2 separate regions of the Mus musculus genome follow, and region 2 is linked to region 1. Evidence: chromatin contacts called from ENCODE POLR2A ChIA-PET data. All regions are on one chromosome and are shown on one strand. The core of a region is the stretch at or near the end of the contact, and the rest is flanking DNA. Distances in the headings are between cores, read along the strand shown. Region 1 holds the start of Mdm2 (transformed mouse 3T3 cell double minute 2). Region 2 holds the start of Nup107 (nucleoporin 107).

Evidence for each region. ChIA-PET counts read pairs that join two places held with the same protein, here RNA polymerase II (POLR2A).
Region 2: POLR2A ChIA-PET joins it to region 1 with 22 read pairs in embryonic stem cell. The contact joins the promoter of Nup107 here to the promoter of Mdm2 in region 1. POLR2A ChIA-PET finds 5 or more read pairs at or near these places in 4 of 5 experiments (Patski and embryonic stem cell).

What each region holds. Positions count from the first base shown.
Region 1 is chr10:117,709,416-117,713,306 of GRCm38, forward strand. It overlaps Mdm2 (transformed mouse 3T3 cell double minute 2), which reads right to left and starts at 1,343. Exons shown (of 12, transcript NM_010786.4): 1 at 1,137-1,343; 2 at 531-613; 3 at 285-369. The coding sequence starts at 365.
Region 2 is chr10:117,790,495-117,794,323 of GRCm38, forward strand. It overlaps Nup107 (nucleoporin 107), which reads right to left and starts at 2,211. Exons shown (of 28, transcript NM_134010.2): 1 at 2,110-2,211; 2 at 1-64. The coding sequence starts at 2,117.

The DNA of each region.
Region 1 (3,891 bases), core at 93-2,592:
CGGATGCTTCTATGACTTTCGGTTTACCATTTAGAACAGTGATAGAACATCATGTCACAACCAGCAGCACCCACACACTGTGCACTTCTAAAGCCTGCGTCAGGGGAAGGGCTGTGGAAATATAGGTCGCAGTGACCACTCTCTAATGCAATTGCAATCGAGAAAGTTAAGAGTTTGTAGGTAAATACTTAAAACGACTGTGCGATAATCCAGGTTTCAATTTTGTTTCCTCGATTACCTGGTAAAACAAGCTATATTTACACACTCGAGGCAGAAATACCAACCAGAGTCTCTTGTTCCGAAGCTGGAATCTGTGAGGTGCTTGCAGCACCCTCGGTAGACACAGACATGTTGGTATTGCACATTGGCCTACAAGTAGAAAAAAAACAACAACACACACGATAAAAACTTGAAATTATAAAACATCTACGAAAAGGGACAAATAGATACATGCATTTACGAAGGAGACAGAAAACGTCTTTCGGCAATAGCTCTCAAATGCAAAACGACGTCGGCGAGCTGTCCCTTACCTGGAGGCCCGCAGGAGAAGCGCGGTGATCCGAGAGGGTCCCCCAGGGGTGTCCGGTCGGTCTCCCGCTCGCCCAGCAGACGGCTGCGGAAACGGGGCAGCGTTTAAATAACCCCAGCTGGAGACATGTCAGGACTTAGCTCCTCCGACAGCCGACGCCGGACGTGTCCCAACTTGACCAGCCCCACAGGAAGAGCTGAGTCAACTCGGCCCAGCCCAGTCCCACCCGTCCCGGAAGCCGCATCCCGGCGAGTCCGGGACCAGGCACCTGTCACCTCCTGGACCCCAGCAACGAGCCCAGCGCGACCCCGGAGCGGGCCCCCCGCGCGCGGGGCCTGCTGGGAGACCCCCGCTCTTCCCTCCTCCCCCTCCCTCCGTCCCCTCCCGCGCATGCGCCGTGCTAACCGCGCCATCTCCCACCCCACCCCCCACTCCCACCCACACGCACACCCCCGGCCGCAGAATGACATCAGGGCCCAGCGCGGGCAAACGGTCGCCCAGCCTCGTGCCCCGCGACCCCACGAGCCGGCCCGGGTTACGAGTAGGCCCCGGAGGGCGCGGAAAAGAGGGAATGATCGGGACTCTCCGCCGCCCACGGAGCGGGTACCTGCTACTTCCCGCGCATCTTCCGACCCTTCACGGGGAGCGCGGAGGCCCCGCGGCCGGGGCCTGAGCGACCATGGTCGCTCCAGAGCTCGAGCGACGAGAAGGCGGCGGCTCCTCACCGGCCGCTCCTAGGCTACGCTGGCCCCGGAGGCCCCGTTAACAAAGCAGAGTTCTGTGACGAGCGCCCCCTACCGTCCGCGGAGAGAACGCCGGAAGCCACGGGCCATCCGGGCATCGGGGCGTGCGCGCGCGCACGCCCGACGCCGCCTCCTGGACCAATAGGAGGCGGGGGGCGGGGCTTAGCGGCCGCCCGGTGCCGGAGCGCGCAGGAGGTGGGGAGGGGCCGCGCGGTTGTGTTTACCGCTCGAAACCGCAATGGTCGCTAGGCAAGTTCCTATCCGACTGCTGCTGCTACCAAAAGAAAAGCAAGACTAACAGCTGGGTAGTATTTTTAAATCCATCCCGCCAGCAGCTGAAGTTGTATACAAATGAGTGATTTTTTTTTAAGACTTTAAAAATAGGCAAGGTGAGAGAGGGTGGAGTGGGACGGGGAGGAAATTGTGAGAAGGGGGTGTCCCAGAAGGGAACGGAGAGCGGGGTGGAAAGTGAATAAATAATAATGAATAAAAAATGAATAGCTCCATGGTCAAGAGTGCATACAGCTCCTTTTTAGGTTTTCAGTCACTCACGCCACACAAATTCTGTCATTGCAGGGTACTCAACACACTCTTCTGGTCTCCATGAGCAACCGCACCTGTGTGCACAGACATACACATAATTAAAGTTAAAATTAAAAAAAAAAATTCAAAGACTGTTAGGGTCCATGACACCTTGGGCTCATAGTATGTAAACGCAAAGAATGTTTTAATCTGCAGAAGTCAGCATTCTGGTGTCTCCTCTCCCCATTACTAAGATAGAGACACCCAAGTGAGTTTGCAGACCTGACATAAAGCATATTAGCGAATTCTGGGATAGGTGACCTCTATGTTAATCTATTGGGTCCATCTTTAGGGACATTCCATTCCCGGGGTGAGAGGGCTGGAAACTTTTGGCTGAGAAAGTCTGGAAACTGCTGCTGACCCATTGTCCTTGCCTCAGGCGGGGCAGCTTCTGAGGCCCGGACTTGCCCGGAATTGCCCAGTTCTTGGAAACAGAGATTTAGGCCTAGTCCCCTTAACTGCCAGTTTGAAACTTGTCATGAAATCAGCCTGGCCTTTTCAACACATACACTCCAGTGTTTACAAACTTTCTAATTGTTAGTCATCTTGAGGGCCCAAGATAGCATTATAAGGTATAGGAGTTTGGCCTGGACGCTGCTTTAGGCAGTGTGGACGCAGGTCAAAGAAAAGCATTGATAAGGCCAGATATAATGGTGTGCGTGTAATCCCAGGTACAGAGCAACAGCCGTCTGGGTCCACCTTTTAAGGTACATCTAAGAACGGAGGGTGTGTGGCACCGAGAAGGTCCTGCATTGTTCAGTCCTCGGTCCCCAAAGCAAAAGCCCCAGATCTTAAAGGACTTAAAACCAGGGGTGGTGGCACATTTGCACAGTCAAAGATAATCAGGAAGCTGAGGCAGGAGGATAGCTTGAGTTGAGCAATTTAAAGCTAATTTGAGTAACATTGATAACCTACCTAAAGGAGAAAGGTAATTTCGTTCTTTGGGGCTTGCCACTTCTTACTGACAGCCTTCATTTCCCCAACAGTTCGTGATTAAGGACTTTTCAGAAACCTTTCTCCCCTTAGGAATGGAGTGAATATTCATTTTAAATTTAATAACCTTCAGCCAGGCATGGTGGCATAGACCTTTGACCCCTGCAGTAGAGACGAAGAGACAAGTGAGTTCAAGATAGTGTGTCCACGAGTCCACACAGTGAGCTGCAGATCAGCCAGGGCTGCACACAGAGAACCTGTCTCACAGAACCCAAGCCTTGGGAGATGAAGTAGCCCAATTGGGCTTGTGTGCAGTTTCATGGGATTGGGGCATGAGCAGGATGGGGGGATGGGAGGACAGGGCAAAAGGCAAGCAGGCATGCACTCTTAGCTTAAAGCCCTGGGTTCCCTCCCCAGCACCTGTGGGAATGATGCTGCACTTGTGTAATCCCAGCACTTTGGAGGTGAAGACAGGAGGGTCAGAAGTTCAAAACCGGGCGTGATGCCGCACGCCTTTAATCCCAGCACTCGGGAGGCAGAGGCAGGTGGATTTCTGAGTTCGAGGCCAGCCTGGTCTACAGAGTGAGTTCCAGGACAGCCAGGGCTATACAGAGAAACCCTGTCTCGAAAAAACCAAAAAAAAAAAAAAAAAAAAAAAAAACAAGTTCAAAGTCATCCTTAGCTACAGTGAGATTGAGGCCAGCCAAGATAACGAGATCCTGATGAAAATAACTCCCCAGCATTATTACATTATTAGCCTCAGGAACTCCGTGTGGCTTTTTTTTTTTTTTCCAAGCTGGTCGAACTCAGAAATCTGCCTGCCTCTGCCTCCCAAATGCTGGGATTAAAGGCGTGCGGCACCACCACCCGACTTCCGTGTGGCTTTTAAATCATGCCTTTATCAAACCAAATACAGCTAGATTTCTGATTGTCGGACTCTATACTTAACACTGGATGAGTGAAAGCCACAAACTGGGTGTGATGTCACATGCCTGTAACAGCGCAATGAGAGACTGAGGTGAGAAGAAGAGACCAAGGCTAAGTAAAACACAGACCAGCCTGGACTATATATCAAAATACACTTCAAAACAAAACATTGGGGTG
Region 2 (3,829 bases), core at 961-3,460, 82 kb after region 1:
CCGGGCAGTCCTCGTCACCTCCGCATCCCGGATCACAGGGGATGACATCCCCCCGAAGCCACTCCTAGAACAGTATAATCAAGGTCTTAGACGGCATCTTTGAAGGACTACCGTTACAGTTAGGGCAAAGAAAGGATCTTCGTCAGTCGAGGGACGGCTCACCCCAATAGCCAAGTCTTGGATCTTGTTGGCAAGAATAACCTCTTGTCTCTGAGTCCTGCTTACTCCCCCAAATCCCACCCAGTGCTCGGCTACCAGCCCTGTCTTTGACTGCCTAGTATCACAATAGTATGTTCTCCGCGGAGTTATCTTAGAACCCGAAATTTATACTACAGTATGGCTTCATAAAGGTAAATCTTTTCCTCCATCAGACCAAAGAGCTGCTTGACTACAGAATTCTCTACAAGGAAGGACTCTGCACTCTCTAAAATACGGTGATGAGTTAGCTGCTTGTTGAAGGGCTTGGTTTTAGCCCAGGCTCACACCTCTAATCCAAATTGTACTACATAGGAAGTGCCAGGCCAATCTGAGACAGGGTGAAAGCAGCTTCAAAAACAAACCCAAACAAAGAAGGAACAGGCTCTGAGAATTCTTCTTTTTTTTAATCCTCATGAAAACTTCACAGAATATATCTATACAAGCTAAGCCAGTCATCATGTCACTAGGCAATATCATCATATGGGACCACTGTTATATTTTTGGCCTGCATGCTGACCAAACACTGCTATGCAGCCAGGACTATACTTCAGACTGTGAGTACGATATGGCTTGGCGGGATGAAAGAAAAAGTGAAGCAATTCTAGTGAAGAGGAGAAATGGCCCTTCAAGTGATTTCCCTCCATGTAGACTAAGGATGTCTCCTGTCTTAGCACAGTGCTATGGGCCTCCAGCACTGTCATCTGACAGCTTATAAACTAAACCATGGGGGTTGATTTTAATTATCCTTCTAGTACACCTTTCTTCCACTTAAAATCTCCAGCCAGCTTCCTCTTCTCTGCAGACTCAAGCTAACACTCACCAGCACAGTATTTACACCACCATCCTAATTTAGTTCTGCCCATCAAGTCCATCCGCATTGCTGGGAGCATTCAGCCACACAAGCGTGAACATTTTTCATGACTTTATATCTGAGTATGTTTCTTTTACAGAGGTCTATATGTGTTCCCCTGTCACTGGATGTTCATCTATCTACTTAAGTTATTCATCAAACAGCTTTATGGAGATTCAAAGGTCCCTGCTGGTAATGTTTCTCTTTCCCCCCCCAGAACCTAAGGGTTACTACGCAAGCACTCTACCACTGAGCTATATCCCCAGCCCCATAACAGGGTTCTATTTAACTATGCCATTCCTTAAATCTCTTACAGGCTCACTGTTCTATATAGATAAGATCCTCACGGGATTGCTCTAAAACTAAATGTGCCACTTAAAGCTTAAGGAACACACATAAGATAACCCCTAGCACAATGTTTTCAGTATCAATAATGTGCTATTATTACTCAAAAGACCAGCTAGCAAGTTACTTTTATAGGTTTGCCTGAAACTCCTGTGACAGGGAGATAAAACATCTCCTTCATTTATTTTCCCCGCAGTACAGTATAAATACATCGTATTACACTGCTCGACTGTCTTCACTACACAATCTACTCCCCGATGCCAAGGGCCTTAAACAACCCATCTTCGTGTCAGGCGAGCATAAATCATTTGAGAGGGAGGGAGAAATTCAACTCCCTAGGGCCGGCACTTTAAAGTCTAAGCTGACCACCGTTACCCAATAACGTACAGCTGACATGACTTAATAACCGCAATAAAACCACGCTGAGGACGTCTGGGCTGAACTGTCAGTGCGGCTGATGGCCCTGAGCTCGAACTGCTTCATTTCGCATTTCGAATGCGGGACCATCACAGACCCCCGCACACTTCGGAGCGAGCGCCGAGAAGACCCGGGAGGCGCGGCGTGGAACCCCGGGGATCCGCATTCTCACATCCCCGCTCCAATCGCGCCAAGCGTCCATTCCTCCACCGAGGGCCAAATCCCTGGCCGCGGAGGCGGTTACGTCGCTAACAGGCGAGAGCCCCAGTCTCGGCCGAGGCGTCCCTACCAGGACTGACCTGTCCATGGCTTCAGCGGTCTCCGCCTAGAACCTTGCAACTCTTTGACTGCAGCCTGGCCGCCGCGTTTCAGCCTTCCCGCTCTCCGGAAGCACACCCTTCGACCCGGAAGCGCGGCCTGGCTAAGCCAGTCCCAGAGAAACAATGTTCCCGCTCGGCGCATGCGCGACTTTCGTCTCCAGCCGCAGGCTCAGTGGGCGCAGGCGCGGAAGTGTGCCAGGGAGTGACTGCGTGGCTGGGTGGTGCCGGCCAGGCAGGAAGGGGGCGGGGAAAGGGGCGGAGCTTGGGTATGTCGCCTGAGCCTGGCTTGTGGGCGTGGTCTGGGTGGGGCGTTGTTCTGGGAAGCCGGAAGTCTATAACCTGGACTTTAGGAATCTGTTGAAGAGTCTGCATTCAGCGTTCTTGTTTGCGGTTCAGCGCCACTTTACGGGATCTGGCCTGTCTCGGGGCGCTCACCTCTTTGAACTGTGGTGTAACCTCACTGGACGGGTTTTGAGGTTGTTTTCTCTCGTTATTTATTTCTCTTTTACGGAATCAGCCGTTTTTTAAGAAATCCAATAAAAAAAGCAAAGCATAAGAAAGCCACATGGGAGGCTGAGGCAGGAGGAAGAACCACGATTTTGAAGCAAGCCTGCACTAAGAAAGCCTGACGATAGTAATAATAGCAATTATTATTGTTGCTGTTATTATCATAAATTTTAAAAGTTTTGGGCGTGGGAATACTTACCTGTTCCAGTACCTCAAAAATGTTAGGTCTCAGGCCCTCCAAATATCTAGAAATGAGCTCTGGCTGAACCATTTCTGATTTCTGGCGGTTAGATAAACGCCAGCATTCCTCAGGAACTCCTGTAATGCGTTTTCCTTCGGTCTTCTTAGCTACTTGTCCCCACAATCCCGACTCTGCACTAATTTCTAGTCTCTGCTCTCTCATCTTGCACACAAAACTATCTTGAAGAGCTCCAACAGGCGCAGACATTGCAGACACATCACCAGCAGGTGTGGCCCTCTCCCTTCCCCTCTCCCTTGCTAAACCGTTAGATTACATTCCTAAACCTAGCCACCAAGGTCTCTTCCCTTATTTGGCCACATCCTTATGCCTGACTAAAACTCCGAGGTCCAACTATCAAAATTCACTAGCTGGCTAACATGTCCACTTAGGACTTACCAACTCATCCTAGCACAGCCTTCCCCCTTTCTCCTGCAGAGACACCTGCTGCCTTCTTTGGCCGATCCAGACGGAGGCAACACCTTCTGCTTGTCCGTCTTGGGTAATACATTTCCTTTGTGCTGAGCATTTGGTGTCTGGGTGTGTTCTGTCCTGACTCCCATCTCTTGCTGATGTAACTATTCTCTCCCATTCTCTAGCTTCCCCGGCCCTGGCCATGTCCAGCCTGTTTCTTTTTCTCTCCGCTCTGGGCACTTCCAGGTGCCTCTGGATCTTTTCTCTCTCTTACCCACATTAAAAACCTTATCCCTAACGGAGCAGTCACGGTGGCAGTTTCTTTACTGTGCCCGTCCCATGCACAGAGTAAGGTACAGACAGGAATCAGGGCCATGCTCAGGCCCTACTAAGTTAGAGGCCAGTACGAGTTTGTTGTTGTTTTGTTTGTTTCTTTGTTTTGATACCCAGTCTCAAAAGAAAAGAAAAAAGTAGTACTATAGTATCCCTTCTAATCCAGAGCTGTCTGAGTAAAAGGCAGTGCATCCAGCTGCCTGAAGA